Regions from separate parts of the Homo sapiens genome. Here region 2 is linked to region 1. A link is a loop called in an ENCODE intact Hi-C map of the cell type or tissue named here. Cell type or tissue: heart right ventricle. All regions are shown on one strand. Each heading gives the region's core, and the rest is flanking DNA. Links, peaks and the distances in the headings are about the cores only.

Region 1 (10,883 bases), core at 4,197-8,196:
TTGACTTAATCACCTCTTGTTTGCCCCACCTGTTAATACCATCACATTGGCCATTAAGTTTCAACACTTTAACTCTAGAGGGAACACATTCAAATCATAGCACAGGACAAGGTCTGGAAGAGTCCCAAGAACATGAGCTTATGATCCTACGGAGTTAGGGTGTGCTGCCCTCCTAGTTCATGGATGTATTCACCAACCTGGAAGCTTTACATCATTATTTAAGAGTTTTTATAACTCAATCTTTAGCTCTCCCACCAGGTTAGTGAGGGAGGCTGAAAGTTCCAACCCTCCAGTCAGTTGATCTGTCTGGTGATCACCCCTATCCTGAGGCTCTCCAGGGGCCCTATTCTAAATCTACTTATTAACATAAATTCAGATATGATTGAAAGGGGTTTACACAAGGCCTCCTTATCACTGTGAAAAACCCAAGCGTCTTAGGAGGTCTATGCCAGAAACCTGGGACAAAGACTAAATATATTTCTTATATCACATCTGGGTACCCCAGCATTAGGGAGGCCATGTCTCCATGTGCAGGAGTCATAGTCTTGTGTACTAAGCTACTCACCTCATGAGGAGTGTGTGGATGAAGGAGGGCTGGGGGGCCATGAGGGCCCAAGGGATGGGCCTGTCTTGCCCACATCTGGAAGTCCGGGATGAGGACTGAGACTCTCTTTGTAGCAGGTTCCCCCCAGTGATTCTGATGTCAGTTGTCCACAGGGTGCACTTAGAAAGACAAACTCTGCAGAAGGATCAGAGCTAAAGAAGAATAGCTTCCCCTCTTTTCTCTCTGCTGCCTAACATTTCTTAGTACTAGTCAGAGCTTGGGAGCCACACTTGGAATTTCAAAAGAGGAATTTTTCATGCTTTTCTAAATGGATTGCATTTTGGGGGCTTGGAAGCCAAACACTTAGAATCTGTAAACAGTTTGTCCTGGGAGAGAATGGCTGCAGGCTTTCAGAACAAGAGAGGGAAATTTAGGCTGACTGCACCCTCTGCTTCTCAAAGCTCTTTCTGCTAAAATGCTATAGTTATATGTGGTCGTAGAAATAAAAGAGAAGCCAAACACTCAAGTGGGCACTGCTTCCCATTTTTTGACTAATGAGAGATTATTCAAAATCTTGATATTGAGTTCTTACTACCTACCCAAGCACTGAGCTGTCTTCTGTAATCATCCACAATATCTATGATGTCAGCTCCATCATTATCATTTTATGTAAGGAAACTGAGATGCAGACTGGCCACTGGCTCAAGCTCATACAACTATTCACTGACAGAGTTAAGAACCAAGCAGGGCCGGGTGCGGTGGCTCACACCTGTAATCCCAGCACTTTGGGAGGCCGAGGCAGGCAGATCACCTGAGGTCAGGAGTTCGAGACTAGCCTGGCCAACATGGCAAAACCCCATCTCTACTAAAAACACAAAAATTAGTAGGGCATGATGGTGTGCGCCTGTAGTCCCAGCTATGTGGGAGGCTGAGGCTGGAGAATCGCTTGAATCTAGGAGGTGGAGGTTGCGTTGAGCCGAGATCATGCCACTGCACTCCAGCCTGGGTGACAGAACAAGACTCCATCTCAATAAAATAAAATTAAATTAAAAATTAAAAGAAAATATAAAAAAAAGAACCAAGCAGGGCTGAGCGCGATGGCTCATGCCTGTAATCCCAGCACTTTGGGAGGCCAAGGTGGGCGGATCACGAGGTCAAGAGATCGAGACCATCCTGGCCAACATGGTGAAACCTCATATCTACTAAAAATACAAAAATTAGCTGGGCATGCTGGTGCAGGCCTGTAGTCCCAGCTACTTGGGAGGCTGAGGCAGGAGAATTGCTTGAACCCAGGAGGCGGAGGTTGCAGTGAGCCGAGATCACGCCACTGCACTCCAGCCTGGCGACAGAGCAAGACTCCGTCTAAAAATAAAAAAAAGAACGAAGCAGCCCGGCCCTAGAACTCATGTGCTCTAAACCACTACTCTAAACCAGCTCTTTAAAACACGTAAGTGTAAATGTGCACAGATTTCAATTTAGAGCTGTGTGACTCCCAGCAGATTTCTTTTTTCTTGAGCAAAGGAGATGCCACTGTGAATATTAATGTCTGTCATAGCCAGAGCAGACACTCTTCAGCTTTTGGGCAAACTAAAATGCTCAAAAATACCCACAGGCACAACATTTTCTAATCGTGCTTCCAGAGCCAGGCAGTGTGTTCATGCATGTAAGACGCTGTATAAATGTAGGTAGTAGCACCAATAGTGCTCATGAATTATGGATGAAGAGGAACATCCAGAGTCAAACATTCCTGAGAAAGCAGACCAGGCTCCCTTTACTGGGTTAGGAAAAGATAAAAGGCTAAACTTCCCAAGGCAGTTGACTGGTGATTTTTCATTCTAACATCCGAAAAAATAGGAATAAAGTTGCTATGGTTTGAATATATGTGTCCCTTCAAAATTCATGCTGAAATTTAATCCCTAGTAAAACAGTATTAAGTGAGGACTTTACGAGGTTTAGGTCATGAGGGCCTTACCTCCATGAATGGGGATAGTGCCCTTATAAAAGGGCTTGAGGGAGCCTGCTTTGCTCTTTTTGCCCTTCTGCCATGTGAGGACACAGCAAAAAGGTATCATCTTGGATGCAGGAGATGAGCCCTCACCAGACGCCAAATCTTCTGGTGCCATGGTCTTGGAATTCCCAGCCTCCAGAACTGTGAGAAATAAATTTCTATTAATTATAAATTACCTGGTCTAAGATATTATGTTATAGCAGCAGGAATGAACCGAGACAGCAGCCTATTTCAGAAGCCTGTCTCTGATGCTCCTATTCCAACCAAAATCTTTAAGCCAGAGATCGCAACCAGTAACCTGGCTGAATAATCCACAAACATGGTTTATTGTACTCACACATTGTTATAATGTTTTTTTCTTAGTGTTCTTTCATCTTCTTGTTGAACAGGATGCCAACTTTAAAAATAAGGAGATATCCTTTAAAAATGTTTCCTTGCTTTAATTGAAATATTCAAAGACCTGGCTCACTGGGGCCATGTTCCAATGGACTTGGCAGCAATTAGCTGGATCTGAGGAGTGGAATCCCCGATTAGATGACCTTGTGTGCTCCCTTTAGCCACAGTCACCATCACTGTTTGTTACCTTATACTCACATACCACCACTGACTACCACCAGTGCTTTTCACTCTTTTTCTTTACCTCTCTTCCTCCTAAAGTCATTTGCATTTAATAACTGCTAATTTCCTGTTATTCAAGGTCCCTAGCAATTTATGATATATGTGTTTGCTTATATAAACTTGCTTCAACAGGCCACAGTAGCCTAGGAGGTAGTCATTGCTTGAAGATTTATACTGGGCTGCAAAATAACCCTGAGTGTCTACTCAACTTTCAGTTCGAAGTGCCTTATCCTGTATGGTAGTGGGTTACTTTTTGCATGCCAACTCCATCATATGGTAGCAGATGCCTGGGACTTTTTGTTGATAAGGATTCCAAGGCTATCTAGATGGCCTGGAAGTACCACTAAGATTGATTAGTGATGTCTGCCATAGTCACCCCAGCTGCTGCTATCCATCAGAAGTCATCAGCCCTGTGCTTCCATCTCCATTTCTTTTTTTGGTTTTTTTTTTTTTCATTTTTTTCATTTTTTTTCATTCTGAGTGTCATCATTTAGGAGACTCACACAAAAGTAAGAGAATCTTTCTAGGGAAATGTTCTCTTTTCTTTGCTTGAACTGAAGTTGCAATTTAGAGGCAGTTACCCTTAACCCTGGCATCTTTTTCCCCCAGTACAAGTGTTCATAGAAGCACCACATGTAACAGGCAAAAACTGGAAACAACCTAAATGTCCATCAACAGTGGCATGGGTAAATGAAGTGTGGTGTATTCACATACTTTATAGCAATTTTTAAAAACCCGACTACAGCTATCTACAACAACAAAAAAAGAAGCCAGATGCAAAGAACTATAGACTGTATGACTGTTTATATAAAGTTGCAAAATAGGCTGCTGTCTCAGTTCATTCCTGCTGCCAGGTTTTATCTCTGCCTCCTAATTATTCTGTCATTTCAGCCACATCTGGGGTTACTAAGTGTCATTTCTAAATTGTACCTACTGACATTAGCGAATATCTTTTTGCTGGTCTCCCAAAAGAAAGATCCATCATTTTTCTAACTCCTAATTGAAGAACCTAAGAAAATTGCTGTGTTACAAAGTGTTCCTTTTCATCAACCACAAAACAATCCTCCAGGACAGAGTTGAGCAAAACCAATTCTGTCCAATCCAGTCTGAGTCTAATGACAGAAACTACTCTGAGTTACCTTATTCCTGATATTCCAGGACTGACATCAGGGCCTCTGTCCCAAGAAGTGGAGGAAGGCAGAACTCCCACTAGCCATATCCCAGCCTCCTTAAGATGGGCCTGTGGTCCTGGGAAATCTGCTCTTCTAACCTTTCCTTTGTCCACAGAAGCCACATCAGTAGAGGGTCAGTTACAGACAAGGGGCACACAGTGAATAAGGAGGCACTCACTTCTTGGATTAATTGGCTTAGTGTGAGAAGGCTCACTTTTACATCCTAAGATTGGAAAGTGCCAGAGGCCCCCACAAATCTCCAAAAGCATAGTTTGCTCTCCAATTTTCTCAACTCTTTCCCGGTTTGTAATGTTTATTGTTTTCTTATAATATTTACCAACCATCTTACCTCACCAATGCTAGATCCTACAGGTAACAGAAGCACAGTATACCAGAATGATCACATCCAATAGCCCCTGGCTGGCTCCAGGTGTCATGAAGTGACCTCTGATTTTGTTACTGCCCCTGAGTGGTGGCCAGAAGTTACATTATGTCAGTTTACAGTGTGGCAGCCCCCATATCCATTGGGGACATGAGTGTCAGGCAGGTCAGGTGAGTGTCACCACCTGGAAAGTGGAAGCATCTCTAAAAACAACTTCCACAGAATGCATGAATTTACAGATGATATGAAAACATGTGCATATTGAATTTTCTGAAAAATGGCTTATCACAAAATTTAAAAAAAGTATTTATCAAAGGAACTTTGGGCACATAAGGAAATAAATCCAATAGTATGCTCATGACAATTAGTTATATAAATAAAATAAAGTAGGTTATTAGTCCATATAAGATAGCCTCAGGAAAAAATTAAATGCCCAGATAAAAAGTATGCAGCTTGACAAATTTTTACAGAATTTATGAAATTACCACTTGTGTCAAGATACAGAACATTATCAACACCCCAGAAACTTCCCTCGTGCTCCAACCCAGTCAGTACTACCTCCATCCGGAAGTAACAGCTATTCTGATGTCAGTCAACACAGAGATTAGTTTTTCTGTTTTGCAACTTTATATAAACAGTCATACAGTCTATAGTTCTTTGCATCTGGCTTCTTTTTTTGTTGTTGTAGATAGCTGTAGTCGGGTTTTTAAAAATTGCTATAAAGTATGTGAATACACCACACTTCATTTACCCATTCCACTGTTGATGGACATTTAGGTTGTTTCCAGCTTTTGCCTATTACATGTGGTGCTTCTATGAACACTTGTACTGGGGGAAAAAAAATGCCAGGGTTAAGGGTAACTGCCTCTAAATTGCAACTTCAGTTCAAGCAAAGAAAAGAGAACATTTCCCTAGAAAGATTCTCTTACTTTTGTGTGAGTCTCCTAAATGATGACACTCAGAATAAGACGCTTTCTTCTCCTTCCACAGTCCCCTGTGCTGAGGCATTTTATGTGATTGTGTGTGTAAGCTTCAAAGCGTTATTCAACAAAGAAGCGCTGTTCTCCCAAGCTCTAACCATTTACTCGTAATGGGCATATGGTATTTCGAGTGCTGTACTTTACTATTTCACCACTAGAGGGCAAGAGGAGCCCCACAATGCTTGACATTGCCAGATCTGCAGTCAAAATGATTAATCATGAGGCAAAAACAAGAAGCCAGAGGGAAAAAAGGAAGAGCTCACAAAGGCAAAATAAACATCCATAAACTTAAACTTTCCTGGGTAGGGAAGATCTGAAAAATGTCACCCATGAGCCACTTTCTAACACTCGTTCCATCTTTCTTTTTCCAGTGTGCAAAACTCAATTGCACAGTCCTCAGTTGCTGAAACTACCACCCAACAGGGTGGGACTAGATCAGGCAGACAGATCTCAGAGGGCATTTTTTTTTAGCACTGCCTAGAGCCTTGGTTATTAGGAAGCCGAGAATCTTGCAGAGGTCCCAGGCCTCAGGGGCTCTGAACAAGCAACAGAGAGTTCTGTGATTTCTTCTTCATTCTAAGTAATATTTCTTCCAATAACACCATGGTGTTTACTAAAATCAAGGCACTAATGAGTAAGGCTACCAGCCCCAACACCTCTCCTTTTTCTCCTCTTCTCCCGGGTCCAGGCCCTTCTACCTGCCACAAACTTAATCAAGATTACAGAATGGAGATGTGTTGTTTTTTGCAAGGGGAGGGGAGTAGGGAAATTAATTACGAAGCCAAGTTGCTGTTAAACTATTTATAATAAATTTCTACTGGAAAAGGACCTTTGGCTGACAATCGTTTTCTTCTGCCTCGGCATGACCAAATACAGTAAGAATTCAAAAGGAAAACTGAAAAGCGAGGAAGAGCCCACAGCTGGAGCAGTCTGTTTTCACGTCTCCACGCTGGCGAACGACAAACTCGGCAAGGAGCCTCCTGTGTATTTCCTGTCCTCGTTATCTCAGTTCTTGCTCTGAAGGGCTAAGAAGCCTTCACCGTTAGCCAAGACTCCTTCGTGCTTCAGCTTAATTTTCCTTGCATAATTTTAAATACAGATCATGTCTACAGTACAGCAATTAATGGATAGCCTAAAGACTTATTATTTCAAACTAATTGATATGTAGGAAAAGTTTAAATAACATAACGGAGAGGGGAAATTTTAAACGATGTATGCACAATGAATTTAAAATTTCTCTCTGTTGCAGATGGTAGCAAAAACATATGATTAATAGGGGGATGTGATCAAAATGTAGAACTGACTTGGAAATCTTTCTCTTTTTGATATTCTTGAGCATATGATTGGAAGGAAGAAAGATTCAGACATTTCAGAAATGGGGTAAGGGGTGCAGGGGAGAGCAGATTCTTCCCCCCCCACTCACTCCCACCAATTCTAGGGAGTTATCTCACAAGATAAAAGAACACCTGAGTATATTTTGAGTTGTGCTGTTAGGTCAGAAATAAGAAATGGGAGAAGAATGCCATTATTTCCATTCTAACTCTTTGGTCAAATCCCCCTCTTGAGATAAACTTGAGAGAGAAGTCTACAAAGACCAAGTTCACCCAGCTGCAGCAGAACCTGTTCCAAGTCACCAGCACTCCCAGACCCAGGATTCCCTCCAAATTCTAAGAAATGTGCTGTGATGAATCACCTCACTGACACACAAAAAAACAAAAATCTTTCTAATTTCCCCATTCACATTCCAGCAAGTTTAATAGGAAAGTTTAGAAAACTCATCTGAAGAAAGAATACTCTTCAAATGGGAGAGAGCAGGAACATTTTGTTCTAAGAAGGGATTGAGACCTAATGATGCCAGACAACATTTTAAATATCAGAACACAGCATTTGTAAGAAAATAGAATCTGCTTCAACCATAAACCATAAGGGGGGAAAACTACCTTTAAAATGTATTTTCTTCATATCAAATTCATGTCATAAGAATATCTGAATGACTTCTGGCCAAGTCACTTAAATTTTGTGGTCTTCAGTCTTTTTGGTCTTCTCAGATGTAAAATTTGCCACAGACTGGTTATTTTTTAGAACCCTTTCTTCCCTTCTGTTCTCCTACTTTATTTAGGTAGCTCTACACACACATTTTGAAAATTGGATGAACAACCTCCTTCTCATTGGTCCATGCAAGACCATATTACTGTATTTATAATATAATACACACCCATATACACCACAAAAACTACAATACTGGTTTCTCCCCCTCTGGTACCCTGGCCTTTCATTCTCCACCCTCTGCCCTTCAAGGTAACAATGAATCTGAAACGTGTGCATGTATATATTCCTGTTTTTTATATTTACATGGTTATAGATATACATGTGCATATATATCATGCATATGTATTCCTATAACACTTTATTTTTTTATCTTAGTTGTTTTAACTTCATAAAAATGGTATCATATGGAGTATCATATTGAAATATGATAATGTAAGTTAAAGGACCATACTGAACCTATACTGTATAAAATTTGGGGGAGCCTACAATTTTTCACTTAAAAATATGTTGCTTACTTTGGGAGGCTGAGGCTGGTGAATCACTTGAGGCCAGGAGTTCGAGACCAGCCTGGCCAACATGATAAAACCCTGTCTATACTAAAAATACAAAAATTAGCTGGGCGTGGGGGCACACGCCTGTAGTTCCCAGCTACTGGGGAGGCTGAGGCATGAGAATTGCTTCAGCCAGGGAGGTGGAGTTTACAGTGAGCCGAGATCACACCACTGCACTCCAGCCTGGGCAACAGAGCAAGACTGTGTCTCAAAAAAATAAATAAATAAAAAGAGCCAGACACAAAAAAGTATATACATTATTATTCAGTGTATATGAAGAGTTAGAAAATATGCTATCTTGGGTAGGGGACAGGATGGCTAGTGATTGGAAGGTGGCAGGTAGAGGTCTTATGGAGTGCTGGTATTGATCTGAGTGCTGGTTAAATGGGTGTGTTCACTTTGTGGAAGAAAATCCTAAGTCCATGAATTTGTTGTATCAGTTAGCTATTGCTGTATAACAAATTCCACCACAAAACTCAGGGGCCTAAAACAATAAGCATTTATTATTATCCACAAGCTGGTGAGCTGGGAAGTTCTCCTGGTCTTAGTTGTTCTCACTTATGTGTCTGGAGTCAACTGAGCATGAGGTGGACAGCTCTGCTGGTGATACTGGTTGGACCCGCTTTCATGTTTGAGGGTCACTTGGATGTAGGTTGGTCTAATATGGCCTCTGCTAGAACGACCGGATCTCTCCACTTAGTCTCTAATCTGTGAACAGACACGCCCAGGCTTGTTCACTTGCTGGTGGCAGGGTTTCAATAGCAAGAGTAGAGGCACATGTGGCCCTTTGAGAACAACTCAGCACTGCAACAGTATCACTTTTGTCATATCCTATTGACAAAACAAGTCACAAAAGAGGAGTGAAGAATGGTGGGTTTTTGAAAACTCAATCTACCACACTTCTCTTATGTGAACTTCTCTCTGTGTACTAATGAAAAAAATTTAAATAAAGTATATCTAAGTATAAGGTATCTATATTGTTAAATGTTGCTATAGTTTATTTTGACTTATTCTATTCCATGAATGTATCGCACTTATCCATTCTACTGTCAGTTTGCATTTAGTGATGTCCAGTTGATTGCTGTTTTAAGCAGATCTGCTGTGAACATGCCATCTCATATCTCCTAGTATGCAAACTCTGTACCAGAAGTTTTCTTGGTTGTATACCAAACTGTGGAATTACTGGGCCATAGGGAATATGAATCTTCCATTTTACATGATGATGCTAAATTGTCTTCTGAAGTAACTATACCACTTTACACTTTCTTCAGCAATATATGAAAGACTGTATTACCCTGACACTTGCCAATAGTTGATATTAACGTCAGACTTCCTAATATTTCCTACTAAGATGAGTATGAAATGATATCTCAATGTGGTCTAGATCTGCCTTTTTCTGATCAGTGAAGAAACTGACCATCCCTTCTATTTAGTTTGTTTTTGTTTTGCCTTTAGCCACATGTTCCTTCTTAAGCAAAATGCCTCTTTGTATCTTTTGGTAATTTTTTTCAATTGAGTGATTGGTCTTCTCATTACTTCATAACAATTCTTTATATATTCTCAATACTATTCTTTTGTCAGATGTGTTTGTTGTGAAAATATTTGCCCAGTTTATCACTTGCTTCTCACCTTATTGAGGGTGTCATTTGAATAAGTTTCATAATTTTAAGTATTTGAATTAAATTTTTATTTAATTTTTATTGTTAGCTTTACTTGAGGCCTATTTAGCCAATCCTTAACTACCCCAGGATCTGAAATAGATTAAAGGTTTAGCAGTCAAAACATAAACTAAATACTGTTTCATTTGCACTCACACACACACACCACGGCCTGCTCTTGTTACAAGCAGTTTTGGTAATGCGGCTCCTGTGTTCATTATGAAATATTTAGGTATGGACTTGTCCTCAGTAATAGCATCTAAATATCACAAACTCAGGAAATCTAAATTGTTCTGACAAGTTACAAGAATAATTTCAAAGAACATTTTCTTTTGGCAGTAGACCCTGATGTTGTGTAGTAATGGAAATGTTTAAATTCCAATGATAGGACAGGGATGGCCCTGGCTAGAATAACACAAAAATCATTCAAATCTAAATGGCATAAGGCTGCAGCAGTCCAAGTGAGATCCCTCGGGGAGTCTTGGACCTTTTCCAAGATGTAGGCTCTCTACAGTGTGAGTGTGCAGAGATTGTATGATTCCACTGGGGTCACTTCCACTGATGGGTTCAATGGACTACAGCACTGACCTTCACATGGCTTGTTTTCATAGCTTCGAGTCCTAAAGGGAGATAGGGTCATAGGAATATTTCAACAGTGTAAACAGCTCACAAGTCTTCCTTGCTCACTTACTTAGAGGTGACCAGATGAACTGAACATACCCTAATGCTAGGCTCTTAAAATAGGATCTTGTTTTAAAAAGGGGTTCAGTAGACAAAGAAGGCCATTCCCTTTTTCCCAACTCTTGTTCTTAGGGTAGTGTTCTCAAACTCTGGCAATTTGAGTGTGCAAAAAAAAAAAAAAAAAAAATTAGAGTAGTGGAAGTGGGACAGATAGTTCCTCTTTAGCCTCCTGACATACCT
Region 2 (10,883 bases), core at 3,732-7,731, 320 kb after region 1:
AAATTGTGCCAACAAAGTATATTAGACACTGTGATTTTGTGGTAATTTTGGCATCAATTAGATATTTATTTTAATATCTCTTTTTATAAAATTTTCCTAAACCTAACTGTAACTCGAATAGAGTTTTCCATAAGACATGTATAGGTATGATTTGCTTGGCTGGTAGGATTTCTTGGTGTGTTTTATTTATCACACTCCATATTTTAAAAATTAACTGTGTGTGGGGACAGGGGATATATGGGAAATCTATGTACCTTCTGCTCAGTTTTGCTATGAACATAAAACTGCTCTAAGAAATGAGGTCTATTAAAAAAAAACAGTCCCTTGATAATACTTTCTGTGAATACTTAAATATAATGTGATAAAGCACAGATGATGTTAAACTTTTTTTATAAGGCATAAATTTTAAAAAGCTAATTCATTTTTCTTTTTCATAATTAGTAATGAAAATATGGGACATATTTCAGTATTTTGTTTTGATTGCCACTTTTTTTGTTCAACCATATTCAGATGGGTAAAATGATTATTTTCAAGTCTCTTTTCCTAAATAAGAAGTGAGAATAAAAATATACTTTGAACATGAACGCGTACTTATTCATTGTCTTGGAAAGTTAATGAGCCATTATGTAAAATTCCTTTCTGAAATCAGAGAGTAAAAATTAACAACTTAGAAAGTTGGTTTGTGTATTTGGTAATTATGTTTCTAAAACCCATTTTTTCATATAATATGCACATGTTCATGGACAGAGGAGTGATGCTGAAGTATGAAACTTGTACTTAGTACCGAATAATTGGCTTTGAATAGCTTTAGAAACATATTTCATATTTGCGTACTTTATTTTTTCAGTTAGGCACGCCTTAAACACATGTAGTTATGAAACAAACGGTGAAACCATGACTAGCCACAGATATTTGAGCATAAACAATCTTAATTATAATGACTGAAGTAAACAAAGCATGACCATTAAAATAAACTTATTTTCGACAGATTTATACATGAATAATATGCAACATTCTATGGCAATTTTTAAGGGTGCATGAAGAACTTTCACAGCTGTCTTTTATAGCTGAAGCAGGGACAGTGGCCTAAGAATTCCTTTGATAGTTATTACCTGTTGGAAAAAAACCACTTTATGTGCTTTTTACATTAAAGAGCAATTACATATAAAGTGATGCACTCTCCAAAGATACAGAGAATATTTCCAGACACATTAAAGCATATGAAACTTTCCAAATTTTCAACACAAGTTCAACTGTGTTTTATCTTTATAGACTCTCCCGGGGCTTTGGGGTAAGTTATCTTATACAGATGGAGGCTAGAACTGAAGCATTATAGAGCAGGAGAAGGTGCTTCCAGGAGACAAGGTGTGCAAGGCTTAATGTTGCTTACCTGTTTACCTGCACCTGTTTACCTGCACCTGTCTTCTCTGAAGGTGACGCTGTTGATGAAGCTGCTGTTGAGAAGACCCAAGTAATTGAGACTCGGTCTGTGGGCTTGTTATCGGATCACTCCACTGTTTTCCACACTTTAATGTGCGTGTGAATCATTTGTGATTTTGTTAACTGCATATTGTACCACAGCAGGTGTGGGGTGATGAGGCCTGAGATTCTGCATTGCTAACAGGCTCCCAGGTGCTGCTAATGCCACCATTTCAGGGACCACACTTTGACTAGCGAGGAGCTACACCACCAGATACCAAATAACTGCTCAGGTCATTGTTTTTCACTTAATGGACATTGTCTGTCCATAGTGGGCAGTCAGTTTGCGAAGCTCATGACTGAGATGTGATTGAGGGGAATCGACTAGCTGGTGACACTGGCCGCTTTGTGGCTGATATAACTGATGATGTGTGGCTTGTTTTCTCTGGTAGAAATGTGTGGGATTGTCACCTCTGCTGAACTTCCACAGCAGTCTTTTCCAGGACTCGTCATCCTTGGCAGCCCCAACTCCTGCCTGTCAGCCCAAGCAGCCACCAATTAAGAAAGCGTTCAAGCTCAACACCCACCTTTCAAGCTCAAGTCTCCCTTTGCGGTTGCTACAACCACCAAGGGCTCATCCTCTTCTCCTGTCTGCCCTCATGTCCTGCCAATCAGGAGCCTTTTAAATGCATTGAGTTTGATTTGCATCTTGAACCTGAGTCTTCTGTGGCATCCTCTGCCCAATCTGGCTTGCAGGTGCTCCACTTTAGCTCCCTGTGAATTTAAATATAGAAACTTTATTTGTGAGGAGCTGCTTCCTTCCTCTCACTTAACACACAATTTTCCAATGTAATAATCCAGTTTTGGGCATTTGATTTTCATAAAAACTTTCCATGTCTCAGCTTGTGAGATATGTGTCTTGAGTTCTCAATGTAAACACTTTGCCAGTCTGTAATTCCAGCACTCTGGGAGGCCGAAGCAGGAAGATTACTTGAGGTCAGGAGTTTGAGACCAGCCAGGCCAACATGGTGAAACCCCATCTCTTAAAAAAAAAAAAAAAAATTAGCCCGGCGTGGTGGTGCACACCTGTAATCCCAACTACTCTGGAGGCTGAGGCAGGAGAATCGCTTGAAACGGGAGGCAGAGGTTGCAGTAAGCTGAGACCGTGCCACTGCGCTCCAGCCTGGGTGACGGAGCAAGACTGTCTAATAAATAAATAAATAAATAAATAAATAAATAAATAAATACTCTGCCAGGGTTCTAGATACCATGTGAATTGAACTCCTGAAGGGAAGGAAGTGGGCAGTGGGGTGTTGGTGTGATACTCCAAATTCTTCAGTGATTCCTTCCCATTGTACTTTCCTCCACAACATTGTTTGTGAAAATTTCAAACATATAGTAATTTGAAAGAATTTTACAATGAACAGCTGTGTATTCACCTCCTAGATTCTACCATGAACACTTTATTGCCTTTATTATCTGTCCATCCACTTATCCCTCTGTCTTTCACTGTCTTATTTTTGATGGATTTAAAAATAAACTGCAGGCATAGTTTGTATATTCCAGCATGCTTATTATTAACTGGAGTTCAATATTTCTTATCAGTTATTCATACGAAATTTCTATTCGATGAAATGCACACATCCTTACTTGTACATAGCTTGAACTTTCAACAAGTGGACGCACCCAGATAAATCAGTCCTGGCAAGATATAGAACATTACCACCACCGGAGAAAGTTCCTGCATTCCTTCCCCAACCTTTACGTTCTTTTTTGAGTCTCTCCAAAGAAGGATTTACTGATTGCAAGTGATCTGTGGTTAGTTTATTTCTTCAAAATTGTGCTTTGATCAGTTTTATTTCATGCAAGTTACTTTCATACTTAGGAATGCATGTTGTACAACACTTTCTTACAAATTAATATTTAGTTTGTTAGGACTAATTTATTTCTGACAGAACTAAAGTTTTAACAAGAGTAGCTTAGATTATCTGTTTTTTACTTGGTACAGATGTTTTCCAATGACTTTATTGATTCTTATCATGTTTTATGAGATGGCTGGTGAGATAACATAAATAGAGATGCAAAGACATGGAGGTAAACCATGTTCTGAGAGGTTCTTTGGGCTGACACACCTGGTTTCTCTGGATATAAAGAAAAAAAACTCCTCTTTCAGGCAGCTGTTTCCTACGAAGATTGTGTTTGAGGATACAGTAACCTCATCATTTAGCCTGAAATATAAGTTGGTTCACACTGCTTCTTCAGAAACAGAAAGCTCTATCCTTGTAATAATGATAATTCATGACATTCCATGTTTGTGGGCAGTAGTTTCAGTCAGCTTTACCTTCAGGTACCTAACAAGGTCTGGGGTTGATTTGGATCTGCCCTGATGTGGGTTCACAGAGTCGGTAAAACCTCAGCTATCCAGAAAGCTAATTGTCTGAATTGCCAGACTCTCAAAATGGCCTGGAGGCAGAAAGTTAAAATGTACCACAATCTCTTTGGTCATGAAGAAGCAGTTTTTGAATATCTAACATAGCGGTAGGGATATGGTCAAAATGAATGAGTTATACCAGCACCATAAAGTTGTTTAGGGGCTGTAAAGTGCTCACATTGAGTTCTTTGACGGTACCATGAAACTCCCATTTTTGGTTTGCTCCTTTTCACAAATCACTACTTCAGTGGAATATGAGACTCATCTCTGAAAACTCACACAGCTCCTTAAGCTCTTATTCACACCTTGACATAGTTTTTTTGTGTGTGTGTGAATATGATTTATAAACGATGGGTTTATTCAGGTATTTTCTGTAAGAAATCCACATTGTATAACTTGGAGTTACCTATCATATGGTAGGCGCTCAGAAGCTTCTTTTACAGTCCCCTTTAGAATGCTACAAAGAAATATGTAGTGATTTTCAAAGGTACATCATTTAGTAGACAGTTTACGTTTCCTTGCTCACAAAAGAATGCAAGAGAATATTCCAGTAGTTTCAAAAAGTACAGTATGCAATCCTTAGAACCAAACTGCACAAATATTCAGCAGCTGTCTATTCAAAAATTAAAACCAGAGACCATATTTTGTTAGGGCTAATGTATAGTTGTCAAACTATAGACCAGAACAACAAGAATCTGTATGTGCATATTTATTCTAATCTTGTTTTCCAAGTTACTTAATTTATAGTTGCTTTTCTCTGAGAGGAAAGGACAGAACAAGTATTGCAAACACTTGCTACAGTCAGTTTTGGCAAAAAAATAACTCAGAGAGCCATGTTTTAAGAAAAATAAATTCAGGTTATAAATTTAAGCATCATTCTACTGGGTTGCAACAGTATCTGAGACTTCTACTTTGAATATTTCATCTGATGATGTAATTGGAGGCGGCAGAAGCATATTATCTGCATTTATTTGTGCAGTTGTGTATTATGTAAGTGGAGAATTGTGGGAAATAATGACTATTTCCCCCCTCCTCATAATTTTAAGCCTCAATGGAATGGAAAGAAATATCAATCGATCTTCCATATTTGGCAGAGTGCTTGCAGAGGCCACTGTCTCTGCAAACATGATAAACCTCATTTTCCCCTTCCCCTGTCAACTTGTCAAGAACAGAATTAACAGGAGGATTATATTAAGGCAAAATAATTTGGGGTTTTCTGTTTTGTTTTTGTCTTTGTTTTTAAAAGTTACTTCCATGTGTCTGGCCATGTTTCAGTAATAATGTTTGGCACTTTAATAATTCCTTTCATCTGCAAAGAGCAAATTGTTTTTCTGAAATAATTTCATTTTGTAGAATGACTCCATAGAGCAGGTTGACCCCATCCATGATCTAGAATATAAGAATTCATCATATAACAAAGGACCACCATTTAATGCCAGTTTTAGTATGTTTTCAGCTTCAACTAAAAACTTAAGATTCCATAATAAGAGAGAAGTCACCAAGCCAATTCCCTGTTGAGTGGAATATCTTACTCATTTTCTACATACATCCTACCTATCCTTGAAAGTTAAGCATAAAACCTCACCTTGCTGAAGCTTTCCTCACTGCTATAAGTCAAATCCCTGTCCATCTCTCCCTTTCCTGAGTGCATATTGCATTGGCTTATAAACCTTTTGGTGTTACTCTCCTGTGTAGATAAAGACTGTTAATTACTCTCTAATTATATTTTATGTATTAGTCTTCCCATGTCTTCCAATGTAAGTCCTCTTTGCAGAAACACCATCTTAACACTTATTTTGCATTTCCATTCGCATTTCCTTTTCTTGTTTAGTGTTTTGGAAAACTGTCATTTAATAAATATTGTTGGCCGAGTGCCTGAATGTTAAGAGAGGCCACTGTCTCTGCAAACATGATAAACCTCATTTTCCCCTTCCCCTGTCAACTCGCCCTAAGAACAGAATTAACAGGAGGATTATATTAAGGCAAAATAATCTGGGGTTTTCTGTTTTGTTTTTGTCTTTGTTTTTAAAAGTTACTTCCATATGTCTGGCCATGTTTCAGTAATAATGTTTGGCACTTTAATAATTCCTGTTATCTGCAAAGAGCAAATTGTTTTTCTGAAATAATTTCATTTTGTAGAATGACTCCATAGTGCAGGTTGACCCCATCCATGATCTAGAATATAAGAAAAATCTCACTCTGAAGTTCAGTTTCCAAAGACTTGGGAACAGATGATGAACTATGCTTTGCTTGCAGTGCCTCCTGGCTGTAAATATAGGAGCTCTGTCAACTGCTGAACTCTTGGTTGGCCTTGCAAAGCTTTGGTGTGGTCTGTGGTCTGGGGTGTAGCGTTGAGCCAGTAAAAGGCATTGCATTGTTTTATCCATCCTGTGTCCTTAGTTAGATGCATCGCATGATTGGACCTACTCAATAAGAAAATAAAGAGCAGTAGTCAATGTTTTGACCATACTTTTGGTCCTGCACAGTGTTACTAGTTGCCAACTTTATGCAAACAGATTTACCTCATCTCCTGATAAATTAGAAGATCTGGCCACATGCAGACTTGTGTTCTTCCTTTAGAGGAGACACACGCTCTCCAGTTCCACCCAGCATCCCAAGACATCTGAATTAGTTTCCTGTTGTTGCTGCTGTAACAAACTGCCGTAAACTTAGTGGCTTAAAGCACAGATTTATTATCTTACACTTCTTGATGTTGGTAGTCAAATAGGCCTGCAGGACCGTGTTTTTTCTGGAGGTTCTGGGGGAGATAATGTATTCCTTGCCTTGTCCAGCTTCTTGAAGTTGTGCACATCCCGTGACTATGGCTGAATCCCTCTGAACTCTGTTTCTATTGTCACATGTCTTTCTTTGATCCTTCTTCCTCTCTCTTTCATTTTTAAAGGATTTTTGTGATTACATTGAGCCCACTCAGATAATACAGTCACCTCTCTATCTCAAGATCCTTAATTTAATCTTGTCTGCAAAGCCCCCTTTGCTGTGTAAGGTGACTATTCACAGGTTCCATGTTCCACACCCCAAATTCACTTCCCCACTTCCACCTTCAGGGAAGCATCTAATTCCTTCAGGCTGTGACCTCTACAGTGCTGAGGAACTGGCACTGATTTCTATTTCCCTGGAGTTGGATATTTATCCACCAAATAAGATGAGAATATTTATTTAAAAAACTGATTCTCCCCCTTCACAAATTACCGTATCTAGGTATATCTTATTTTTAAATGCTATATTAAATAATCGCACAAAAATAAAACAACTCTCCTTTATTTCTTGGCTTGGTTTTGCTGCTACTGCTGCTGCTTCTTGTTTTGTTTTGTTTTGTTTTTTTCTCCTGGAGACAGGGTCTCACTGTTGCTGAGGCTGGAGTTCAGTGGCGTGATCATGGCTCACTTCAGCCTCCATCTCCCAGCTTCAAGGAATCCTCCTCCCTCAGCCTCCCTAGTAGCTAGGACAAAGGGCACGTAACCATGCCTAGCTAATTTTTTTTTTATTTTTTATTTTTGTACAGACAGAGTCTTACTATGTTGGCCAATCTGGTCTCAAACTCCTGGGCTTAAGAAATCCTCTACCTCTACCTCCCAAAGTGCTGGGATTACAGGTGTGAGCCACTGCACCTGGCCTATTCTTCTTTTTTTTTTTTTTCTTTTCAATTTTACCTGGCAATATTGTATATTTCAAGCCTTTTTTACATTGTAGTTTTCTTTTCATCTACATTTCCTACTAATTAAGATGTTTCTTCCCTCCTTGGTCCCTTGACTATTAAGCTCTTTAAAGCCTAATTATTTTCCCCTGGGAAATTGCTGCTGCTATTGCTATTTGTGGTTTTCTTCCTTGTTTTCCAACTTTTAATATAACTTCTTGTTAATCACTAGTCCTTCCTTCACAATTGTCTTATCTTTGTCATCTGACACTGGAAAATGATATACATTTTGAACTTATGACTGTCATTTATCAGCAGAACATAGTGTAATATTCATGTTTGCTGATAAGAGAGTGGCAAAATTAATGTCAGAAATACAGAAGCTACTTAGTAATCTAAGAATTGAGAAAAACTCATCTATCCACAAATTATTTGAGGCAGGAACAATTTGTCCGTCTTTGTTTCTAAGAATCATGACATTTTCTCTTTTGACCTGTCTTATTGTTATTAATACTGATGGTGTAGCTAGTGAAATAAATAGATTTCTTTTTAGTTGATTCATAGATATGCCATTCCAGAACTATAGTAGGACATAGGTCCAGAAGACCGGGTATACAGCATTGGTTGTCACCATCAGCATCAGCATTACCTGGGAATTGCTGGAAATGCACGTTGTCAGACCCCACCCCAGACCTACTGGATCAGAAGCTCTGGGGATGGGGCCCAGAAATCTATGTTTTAACAAGCTCTCCAGGAGATGATGAAGTGCAATCAAGTTTAAGAAACATCAGTGTTTTGTATTGTCACACTAGGGTGCTGGGGAGAAGGGTGAACCCTTCTAGGTCTCATTCTCTAGATCAGTTTATGCATTCATTTGTTTAGCTTCCAGGGATGTCATTTCCAATAAACTACATTCTCCAAATATTTTCAGTTCCGATAAACAGTGCACTAAAGATTCTCAGTTCCAATAAATTGTCCAAGTAACCTTATTTCACCATGGAAAGAATAATCTGTGGATTGGCATCAGGAAGAAATAGTCCTTCTTAGTTTAAGAGTCTACCCATACTGCTTAAAGCCCAAGTTGTGCCAAATTAAATACAAATGTTATGCTGGAGTGCACCAATTTATTCCTCTTAGGTCCGTGTCTCATCCATAAAATTATGGCAGTTCCAATAAGTGATATGATATCAACTCACTGAAATCTTTAAAATGAATAGACAGCTCACTCTATAGAAAAAAACTCTACTCCCTCCCCTCATCTGCCTCCTGCAGAGTCATTCAAAGTAAACCCCACATCTACCACATAATCCCATATTCATAGCAAATCAGATCATCCCTGACATTATCTCCAAATTTGGTGAAAGGTCCATTGGGCCTGTTAAAATATCTTAACTTTATTGAACTATAATTTACACGGAATGATATGGATCCATCTTTAGTGCTCATTTTGCATTGCGTGAGTCTTAGCAAATGTGTACACCACCACCACAATCACAATTTAGGACCTTTCTGGCACCCCAGAAAGCTTGTTCCAGTCTTCTTGAAGTCCATTTTTCCCAACCCCTTGGCCCCAGGCAACTACTAGTCTGCTTTCCTGTCACTTTTAGATTCTTTTTGCTCTCTCTGGGATTTCATACAAATGGAACTATGTATTCTTTTTATCTGGCTTTTTTCTTTCAGAATTATGTTTCAGAGATTCCTCCATGCTATTGTTTCCTCTATAGCTTTTTTACATTGCTGAGTAATATTCAATTGTGTGCACATACTACCACTTATTTACCTGTTGATGGGCATGTGTATATTTCCAGTGTCAGGCTGTTAAGAGTAAGGTTCCTATGAACATTTGTGTACAAATATTTGTGTGAACATGTTTTTATTTCTTTTGGGTAAATAAGAATGGAATGGCTGGGTGAGGTGGTAGACGCATGATCAGATGTGTAAGAAACTGCCAAATTGGTTTATAAAATGGTTGAACTATTTTCATTCCATCCAGCAGTATCTGAGTATTTTCACTAGGCCATTTTTACATGTATTATCAGACAAATAGAAAAAAACCTTAATTTTATGTTGATATCTACTGCATATTTATTTACATTATGCACACATATGTAAATGTATATACATACACACAAACAGGGAAATGTATACATATTTTATTATATCATATGAAGAAGCACCAGTTTTCAAAGTAAAATATAAGATCTTACTTTATGCATAAAATTCCAACCCATGAGCATATACACAAAACCCTTAAACTACATATAAGTAATTTCTGTGTTTTCCTTAGTGTTTGTTTACTTTAGTCATTTGCTGGCCATTACTGACAGTCAAATAGCAAACTTTTAAGAAAAATAATAGAAACTCTAACATGAGGAAACTGTTAGAAGCTTTTTTCCCTCTGACTTGGGAAAAGATAACTGCCACAATTTTGGGGCTGTGACTTCTGGTATTGTATCATGCAAAGTTTAAGAACTTCTGGGATAAGCAGTGGGCAAAGGGAGTGCAAATGGAGGAAACTGAGAAAGAATGATTATATAAGGAGCAACAATGATGGACTGGTGGCGAAGAAAGAAAGATTTTTCAAGGAGGGGTGGTTGGAACTTGGAAATCAAATAAGGAATCAAATGAAGATGGAACCCATGGCTGTGGCCCCATGGAGACAGAAAAAGTCAGATTTATACACAGGTCATTGTGACACTAAGCAGAATGTGAAAAAATATATCCAATAGAAATAAAAGCAGCATGTTAGTAGGGGCAGGAGAGCAGAGTAATAAAAATAACCTCGTCTCTATATATGAAATGCTGGAATTGCTGAATAGTGTTCCTGGAGTGTGGGAATAAACGATGTGGTTGAATGGGTTTGGGTTTGTTTTACAGATTTTATCCTAAAGATATGATAACTAATTAAACTACTGCTGTTAATTTGTGTCGAATACCAAGCAGAGCCTCGGGACTGGACTGAGACAGGGCCAAGGTGCTGGTATAAATTTCAGTGACTCATCTCTTGTGTCTAAAATAGCGGTAGGCTTGGGGGCAAAGTATAATCAAGGGAGGAAGTCATTTTGACACATGTTCCCCTTGAAAGCAACTTAGAACCAATGTAAGTAATTCAGTTTCTCAAGCTAGTGTTGGAAAAGGGGTGTAGATGGATAAGGGTGGGAAATGGAAAGTGAGCTTGCATCAAGTCATGAAAGACATTGTGTTGTATGCAAAGACGTTTTGATTTGATCCTACTTGTTTTCAAGATGACTTTAGGCATACACTTGGGCCTAAATGAAAATATTCTAATGGAATACATGCAAGGGCTCAGCGATTCTTAAGGGATTACTTTCCATGTTTTAAACTTTTACGTATACCCTTTCTTAAAACTGATCTGCC

What was found. A loop is a pair of places that touch in the nucleus more often than their neighbours do. Peaks named below come from ENCODE experiments on the same cell type or tissue, not always from the same donor. Only the 100,000 strongest peaks of a DNase experiment are listed, where the experiment ranks them.
Region 2: it touches region 1 in a loop (2.0-fold over the local background); 26 of 110 quality-filtered maps call a loop at or near these places.

The regions. Positions count from the first base shown.
Region 1 is chr20:8,848,103-8,858,985 of GRCh38, forward strand. All of the region lies in intron 31 of PLCB1 (phospholipase C beta 1), which reads left to right. Among named protein-coding and RNA genes, the nearest start is that of RNU105B, 22 kb to the left of the region's middle. RefSeq lists a silencer at 10,400-10,694. In heart right ventricle, for the core only: CTCF peaks have their summits at 5,862 (motif pointing right) and 6,063; DNase peaks (open chromatin) are centred at 6,669 and 7,329; H3K4me3 peaks cover 1,029 bases; H3K27ac peaks cover 2,731 bases.
Region 2 is chr20:9,166,960-9,177,842 of GRCh38, forward strand. All of the region lies in intron 2 of PLCB4 (phospholipase C beta 4), which reads left to right. Among named protein-coding and RNA genes, the nearest start is that of PLCB4, 100 kb to the left of the region's middle. In heart right ventricle, for the core only: a CTCF peak has its summit at 6,127; no DNase peak of the experiment used is centred there; H3K27ac peaks cover 1,320 bases.